3 separate regions of the Homo sapiens genome follow, and regions 2 and 3 are each linked to region 1. A link is a loop called in an ENCODE intact Hi-C map of the cell type or tissue named here. Cell type or tissue: GM12878. All regions are shown on one strand.

Region 1 (2,500 bases):
TCGAGATGGAGTTTTGCTCTTGTCACCCAGGCTGGAGTGCAGTGGCACAATCTCGGCTCACTGCAACCTCCACCTCCAGGGTTCAAGCAATTCTGCCTCAGCCTCCCGAGTAGCTGGGATTACAGGCACCCGCCACCACACCTGGCTAATTTTTGTATTTTTAATAGAGATGGGGTTTCACCATGTTGGCCAGGCTGGTCTTGAACTCCTGACCTTAAGTGATCCGCCCGCCTCGGCCTCCCAAAGTGCTGGGATTACGGGCGTGAGCCACTGTGCCCGCTTGTGACTGACACTAGGCAGTGTGACTTTGTTAGCTTCCTTGACCCTTCTGGTAATCCAATTTCCTGGCCAGTGTGATGGTGTGATAAATAGACTTGTTGAGAGGATGAAATCTGTCAAAAACACCTGACACGTGGTAGGTGTCTACAAGAAGCTATTGTCACATTTTATCGGTAGAACCCCAGGATGTCAGAGCCAGGAGGGATGTTCTAGTGATGCCCACTCCTTTTATAAACAATGCCCCAGGAGGACACAGCTTGTCAGAGTATAGGTCCCAGATTTAGGTTTCTTGACCTCAGGGTTCCTTTCCTGCCAGGGCACCAAAATGAGGCACTATATAGGCTTAACAAGAGGCAGTCTAGGGCACGTTTAAGCATTTCTGCTTGTATATGCATAAAATATCTTTGGCACGCTCACTGCCAAGTAACCCCCACACGTTGGTCTGGGAAACTTGGTGGTGAGAGAGCAGAATAGTGGGGGACATTACACTGTGTATGTGTTTGTGCCTTTGGCTGTTGAGCCATGTGAATATATTGCCTATTCTTTTTTTTCCCTCACTCTGTCGCCCAGGCTGGAGTGCAGTGGTGCTATCTTGGCTCACTGCAACCTCCGCCTCCAGGTTCAAGTGATTCTCCTGCCTCAGCCTCCTGAGTAGCTGGGATTACAGGCGCCTGCCACCATGCCTGGCTAATTTTTTTGTATTTTTAGTAGAGACAGGGTTTCACCATGGTGGCCAGGCTGGTCTTGAACTCCCGACCTCAAGTGATCCACCTGCCTTGGCTTCCCAAAGTGCTGGGATTACAGGCGTCAGCCACCATGCCCAGCCTCTTATGACCTATTCTTTTAATAAAAGAGGCAGGTGGGGGCTGTGGGGCCACCTACACTCACTCTGGACACATTTGTTTGGGCTCCAGGTGCGGCGGCAGCACATGGAGCGTTGTACCAGCTTCCTGGTGGATGAGCTGGGCGTGGTGGATCGATCCCAGGCCGGGGACCGCATCTTCTTTGTGTCTGCTAAGGAGGTGCTCAACGCCAGGATTCAGAAAGCCCAGGGCATGCCTGAAGGAGGTAATGATGAGAACAGATGTCCTCCTTTTCTCTGATGTTTGAGACATTTTGTCTCGTGCTGAGGAGTCTGTCAGTAGAAAATCCTTCTGAGAAGGGGATGCTGAGAAGAGCAGAGAGGCTCTTGCTCTTTAGCCAGTGGCTTGGTTTCTGGGGATTTCATCGTTTTCCTCTGCTGCCAAGTTGTTTCTGGACTAATGCAGTACAATCCTCCTAGGGGGCGCTCTCGCAGAAGGCTTTCAAGTGAGGATGTTTGAGTTTCAGAATTTTGAGAGGAGATTTGAGGTGAGTCCTCTGATTCTGGTATCTGGCGATTCTGTGCCTCCCCAGCTCCCATTGGCTGTGTCCCTGGCAGTGAAAACCAGAGTCTGGCCCTTGGTTGTAGGCCCCTGGTGGCCCCCACCTCCCTCCGTGCCTCTGTGTGTTCCAGGAGTGCATCTCCCAGTCTGCAGTGAAGACCAAGTTTGAGCAGCACACGGTCCGGGCCAAGCAGATTGCAGAGGCGGTTCGACTCATCATGGACTCCCTGCACATGGCGGCTCGGGAGCAGCAGTAAGAGTCCAAGACTGCAGATAGGTGGAGAGAGCTGCCGAGACAAGGGTGCTCCACCCCTGCCTTGGGCAGTTAGGACACGCCTTGATGGCAGGGCTGAGTCTCTGGGCTCCCATCCAGAGCCCTTTCCCTGGCCACCAGACCATGTTAGAACCACATAGACAGCCTGGTGAGGAGGGCGGCTGGGTGCTTCATCACCCCACCTGGTCTGTGCAGCACGATTCCCTGTGTTGGAGGTCTTGGCCCATGCCCTGCTGAGCTCTGCAGCCATTCTCAGAGCCTGAACACATTTTTCAAAACAACATTCCAGCCAGGAGCAGTGACTCACACCTGTGATCTCAACACTTTGGGAGACCAAGGCAGGAGGACTGCTTGAGGCCAGGAGTCCAGCCCAGATAACATAGTGAGATCCCATCTCTACAAGAATTTTAAAAATCAGCTGGGTGTGGTGGCACACACCTGTAGTTCCAGCTACTTGGGAGGCTGAGGCAGGAGGATCACTGGAGCCCAGGAGTTCAGGGTTCCAGTGAGCTGTGATCGCACCACTGCACTCCAGCCTGGGCAACAGAGTGAGACCCTGTCACTAAAGAATAATATGAAAACA
Region 2 (2,500 bases), 78 kb after region 1:
TAGCCAGGTGTGGTGCCAAGCGCCTGCAGTCCCAGCTACTTGGGAGGCTGAGGCAGGAGAATTGCTTGAACGCGAGAGGTAGAGGTTGCAGTGAGCCGAGATCGCACCACTGCACTCCAGCTTGGGCGACGGAGCGAGTACTCTGTCTTAAAAAACAAAAACAAAAAAACCCTCAGTCTCATGGGGAGTGGGGAGCAGGGATCTCAGAGCCCTGAACTACAGCACCCCCCCACCCCAGGCAGCAGAAGCTGGCGGATCAGAGCACGTGCCAAATCCTGGCCCTAACACTGACCAGCTGTGTGACTTTGGGCAGATTTCTCGTCCTTACGTCTCAGTCTCCCCCATCTGTAAAATGGGCTGACAGTTGTTGGCTATTAGAATTACTTTCGCTATGGAAAGCAAACCGTTCCAGCATTTGCACTTCTTTCTGCTCAGCTTCTGCTAGGTCAGCGCATCTCAAACTCCCTGGGGCTCTTGTTAAAATGCAGATTCCAATTAGGGAGGTCTGGGGTTCTGCATTTTGAGAAAGTTCCAAGGTGGTGCCCCTGCTGCTGGCCCGGGGCCTCACCTTGAATAACAGAGCGCACAGCGGTGGAGATCCCCAGGAGACAGGGAGGGGAGGGGTGCTTACCTCGCTGGCCCTGCTCAGCTCTGGCCCCTTCGGGGATTTTGCATTTGATCTAACTCCCCGCTCACCCCACAACTTCTAGACTCGTCTCCCACAGGTATGGTCCGGCTGAGACCAGGTGGGGCTTTTTGAAAGTGAACTTTAACTGGTCTTGTAGGGAAAACCAAACCAACCTGAAAATAGACAGACCTGAAAATGGTAAGGTTTTAGGCCACCCTCTCTTTATCTTGATGCCACTAAGGTGGGGCGGAGGGCCTCCGGTTGCACAGCTCATTACCTTGTGGACACCTCACTTTGCCTTGAACCTGCGGGGAACTCCACCCAAAAGCCCCCCCTCCAGTCCTTGGGCTTCCCCCTCCCACTCTTCGCTTTCTGATCCCTCCTTCCCTCCCAGGCAAGGGCCCGAGCACATCCCAGCTCCCCTCTCTCTCTTCCCCAGGGCAGCAGGAGCTGATGAGCCAGGCAGGGTGGGCCTGGAAATTCACAGGGCCAGACTTCTCCGGGCAGCGGCAGACGCCCCGGCCCTTGCCTCCTTCTCCACCGGGAGCTGGGACAGGTGAAGGGCCTGTGTAAGGGGAAGGGGGTGCCCCTTCCTCGCTCAGCTCCACATGGAAAATGGGGCCCTAAGTCCTCTGCTCCTCCTTCCAAGGGGATTTGAGAGGCACAGGCTGGCCATCCCACCAGGTTGAGATCCCACAGCCCCTCCGCACAGCAAGAAGACTGCCCTCCGGTGGCAAGCTATGGATTTACCGAGAATTATTGCTGAAAAGAAGCCACCACCTCCCAGCATTTCGTGTCCTTGAGATGCTATTTACATATGTGGCTTTGTACATCTGTGTTCTCACTCTCTTTACATATACTTATCACTACTTTATTTTTATCACTACTTTATTTTTTAATTCTCTATTTTTTTTTTTTTTTTTGAGGCAGGGTCTCACTCTGTTGCTCATGCTGGAGTGCAATGGCGTGATCTCGGCTCACTGCAACCTCCGCCTCCTGGGTTCAAGGGATTCTCCCGCCTCAGCCTCCTGAGTAGTTGGGATTACAGGCATGCACCACCATGCCCGGCTTATTTTTGTATTTTTAGCAGAGACGGGGTTTTGCTACGTTGGCCAGGCTGGTCTTGAACTCCTGACCTCAGGTGATCTGCTGGCCTCAGCCTCCCAGAGTGCTGAGATTACAGGCATGAGCCACCGTGCCCAGCCAAGATGATCCCAGTTTTGTTGGCAACATCCAAAGCATTGTAATCAGGAGCCAGTGGAACATATGCCTTCTTCTCTCCATCCGGCCGAATCAGGGTGCTGACCTTGGCCACATCCATGCCATAGAGCTTTGTCACAGCCTGTTTGCTCTGGTACTTGTTGGCTTTAACATCCACAGTGAATACAAGTGTGTTGTTGTCTTCTATCTTCTTCATGGCAGACTCTGTGGTCAGTGGGAACTTGATAGCAGAGTGGTCGAGCTTGTTTCTCCTGGGAACGCTCTTTCGAGGATATTTGGGCTTTTAATACCTATTTTTATTTATTTTTTTGAGATGGAGTTTCACCCTTGTTGCCTAGGCTGGAGTGCAATGGTGCGTTCTTGGCTCACTGCAGCCTCCACCTCCCAGATTCAAGCGATTCTCATGCCTCAGCCTCCTGAGTAGCTGGGATTACAGGCACCCACCACCACTCCTGGCTAATTTTTTCGTATTTTTAGTAGAGACGGGGTTTCGCCATGTTGGCCAGGCTGGTCTCAAACTCCTGGCCTCAGCTGACCCTCCTGTCTCATTCTCCCAAAGTGCTGGGACTACAGGCGTGAGCCACCGTGCCCGGCCCTGGGATTTTTTTATTTTAAAGATGGGTAGCCTGTGGCCCAGAGATGGGGGAGAAT
Region 3 (2,500 bases), 52 kb after region 1:
TGTGGCTATTTATTACCCGTCTCCATTTCTCGGTCTGATTGGGCTGCTCATGGCCAAGCCTCCCTCCCTGTTGGTGCTGAGTAAGCAGCCTGGACCCGTCCTGCCCCTCTGGCCTCATCTGGAGCTCTCTCCTTTCCCTGTCAGTAACCCTCGGGCCCCCCTGGGGCCACTGAAAGTTCCCCCAGCCACCCTCAGCGAGCTCTTCCCAGCAGTCCCACTCTTTGCTGTTCTCACCCCTTTCTCCCCAGCCTGCTCCTTCTTTCAGGTCTCAGCTTGAGCCTCACCTCTGCCAGGAAGCCCTCACTGACCACTGCATCCACCCCACCACAGTCTGGGTAGGTGGCCGCTGACAGGTGCTCCTAAAGCCCCTGCCCTCCCTCAGTAGTCCCTCCTCACCCCAGCTGAAGGCAACGTCACTCTTCCAGTTTCCCAGGCCAAACCTTTGCCTCATTCTCGCACACATCCAATCCTTCAGTAAATCCCATCCCCAAAGTTCACCCCTAATCCGGCCCCTTCCCTCTCCCACAGCTCCCTCCTGGCCCCAGCCTCCACCCCCTCCACCCTGGATGCTTCAGTTGCCCCTGCCTGCTCTCCCCTCTCTCGTCCTCCCCCTCTTTTCCTGGGCCATCTATTTCCCACGCAACAGCCGGAGTGACCCGGACAACCCAAGTCAGGCCATGCCCCTCCCTGATCCAAACTCCTAGTGGCTCCCATCCCTCTGAGGGCAAAAGCCTTGTTCACTGATGAACCCCAGCACCTATCCTGGGGCCTGGTACCCATATGCCTGTAGAAGTGTTTGTTTAAATGAATATTAATCCATGGCGTTGCCTCTTAAGCAGGGATGTGTTCCTTTCGTCCAAGCGTTCTTGCTCCTATAGGCACATTAGACACTGCAGCAAGAGCAGGTCTCATAGGAGTGGTCCTGGCAGAGCCCCAGGTCTTGCTGGGCACCAGGTCTGCTTGACAGACCACACAGGCCTGGATGGTCAAGTGCTGGTCCCTGGAGTACAAGGAAGGGACCCCAGGGGTCAGTGTCTACCCATATCCGTAGATGCTATCAACAGGTTCTTTTTTTTTTTCTTTTTCTTTTTTTTTAGAGTCAGGGCCAGGCTGACTGTTATTCAGGCTGGAGTGCAGTGGCATAATCATGGCTCACTACAGCCTTGAACTCCTGGGCTCAAGCAATCTTCCCACCTCAGCCTCCTGAGTAGCTTGGACCGCAGGTGTGCGCCATGACGCCCGGCCGCCACCAATATGTTCTTTCCTTGGCTCAGTTCAATGGCCCCTGCAGAGCCGGAAGGCCTGGCTCAGAAAGAACCCTGGCGCCTGTGCAGTGTCAGTGCAAGCCAAGGCAGTGGCTGCTGTTTCCACTGCCAAGCATGAGAGTGGGACGCCAGCCAGTGGCCGGGCTCAGGCCCCAAGGAAACACAAGGTGGGCTGCTGCTTTGGGGACGTTGTTTGGAGTCACTTGAAATGCAAGAGTGACCCCCAGAACACACAGGCCCCCCAGGAGGTGGATGTGGGGTAGACAGCACAGGCCATTTCTTGCTAAGCATTTATTTCCACACTATCTCCTTGGACAGATAACAGGATTGTTTTCAGGTAATAGGTAGATAAGCTGGCCGGGCATTGGGGATGATGGATGCTGAGTCTGGGAGGCAAGTGTGTGCTCACACAGATGTGTACGTGTGTGTGCATGTGTGTGTGCCTATGTGTACGTGTGTGTGCATGTGTGTGTGCATATGTGTATGTGTGTGTGTGCAGCACTGAAACAGGCCGCTGACCGCTCCCAAAGCCCTGATGTTCCATCAGCCTCTGCAGTCACAGCCAAGCAGACCCTTGAGACCCCTGCCATCTGCCTCCCTTGCCAGAGTCTGAAAGCTTGGGGTCAAGGCTTTGCTCCCCTGGTGACAGGCCTGGAAAAGGAAAATGATAGCAAGCAGCAAATACACACAATAAAGCCGGGCGAGGGCAGAGGGGCCGGGTGGGGGCTCAGGAGGCTGGGGCCTGGGGGCTGTCCCTGCACTGACTGGCTGTGGGACTTTGGCCTCAGGGTCGGTGTAACTGGGGTAGGGGAGCGGTTGCTGGATGTGGCGACCCCCACCTCAGCTCTCACACTCTGGCCAGTGTCTGATGCAAACCAGAACCCAGTGAAATCACCATGAGTCGATGGGGGTTATGGATGGTAACTGATGGGTTTTTCTCAGGCCAGATCACAGTTCCAGTCTTCAGGGGGAGGTCCCCATGAGTCTCCAGATCTAGCTGAGGCTTGAGTTGTGGCCACGCCTTAGTTTCTCCACATTGCCAGGGTTTTGTGTCTGGTGAGCCCCAGGCCAGACTGGGCCTTCAGGCCTCCTGCCTCCTGTTTGGAGGGAGGGATGATTCTGGGAGTGGGGCAGACCCACTCCCAGCCACATGGAGGGAATGACCAGGGAGATTCCAGAGGGATTTTCTGAATGAATGCCATATGCTGATGGGCAGCTCCTGCTAGGAACAGGGT

Evidence for each region. A loop is a pair of places that touch in the nucleus more often than their neighbours do. Peaks named below come from ENCODE experiments on the same cell type or tissue, not always from the same donor. Only the 100,000 strongest peaks of a DNase experiment are listed, where the experiment ranks them.
Region 2: a loop joins it to region 1, with 5 times the contacts of the local background. A loop is called at or near these places in 10 of 110 quality-filtered maps.
Region 3: it touches region 1 in a loop (2.2-fold over the local background); 6 of 110 quality-filtered maps call a loop at or near these places.

The regions. Positions count from the first base shown.
Region 1 is chr1:12,000,208-12,002,707 of GRCh38, forward strand. It overlaps MFN2 (mitofusin 2), which reads left to right. Exons shown (of 19, transcript NM_014874.4): 9 at 1,194-1,347; 10 at 1,562-1,629; 11 at 1,775-1,896. Among named protein-coding and RNA genes, the nearest start is that of MIIP, 18 kb to the right of the region's middle. RefSeq lists an enhancer at 591-1,520. In GM12878, a CTCF peak has its summit at 1,557; no DNase peak of the experiment used is centred here.
Region 2 is chr1:12,078,416-12,080,915 of GRCh38, forward strand. All of the region lies in intron 1 of TNFRSF8 (TNF receptor superfamily member 8), which reads left to right. It also overlaps the pseudogene RPL23AP89. Among named protein-coding and RNA genes, the nearest start is that of TNFRSF8, 16 kb to the left of the region's middle. RefSeq lists enhancers at 1-599, 920-1,079. In GM12878, a CTCF peak has its summit at 1,371 (motif pointing left); a DNase peak (open chromatin) is centred at 676; H3K4me3 peaks cover 1,327 bases; H3K27ac peaks cover 2,230 bases.
Region 3 is chr1:12,052,178-12,054,677 of GRCh38, forward strand. No RefSeq gene overlaps it. Among named protein-coding and RNA genes, the nearest start is that of TNFRSF8, 9.9 kb to the right of the region's middle. RefSeq lists enhancers at 1-141, 182-271, 282-341, 1,017-1,066 and a silencer at 1,949-1,998. In GM12878, a CTCF peak has its summit at 1,022; DNase peaks (open chromatin) are centred at 34 and 2,214; H3K4me3 peaks cover 704 bases; H3K27ac peaks cover 2,500 bases.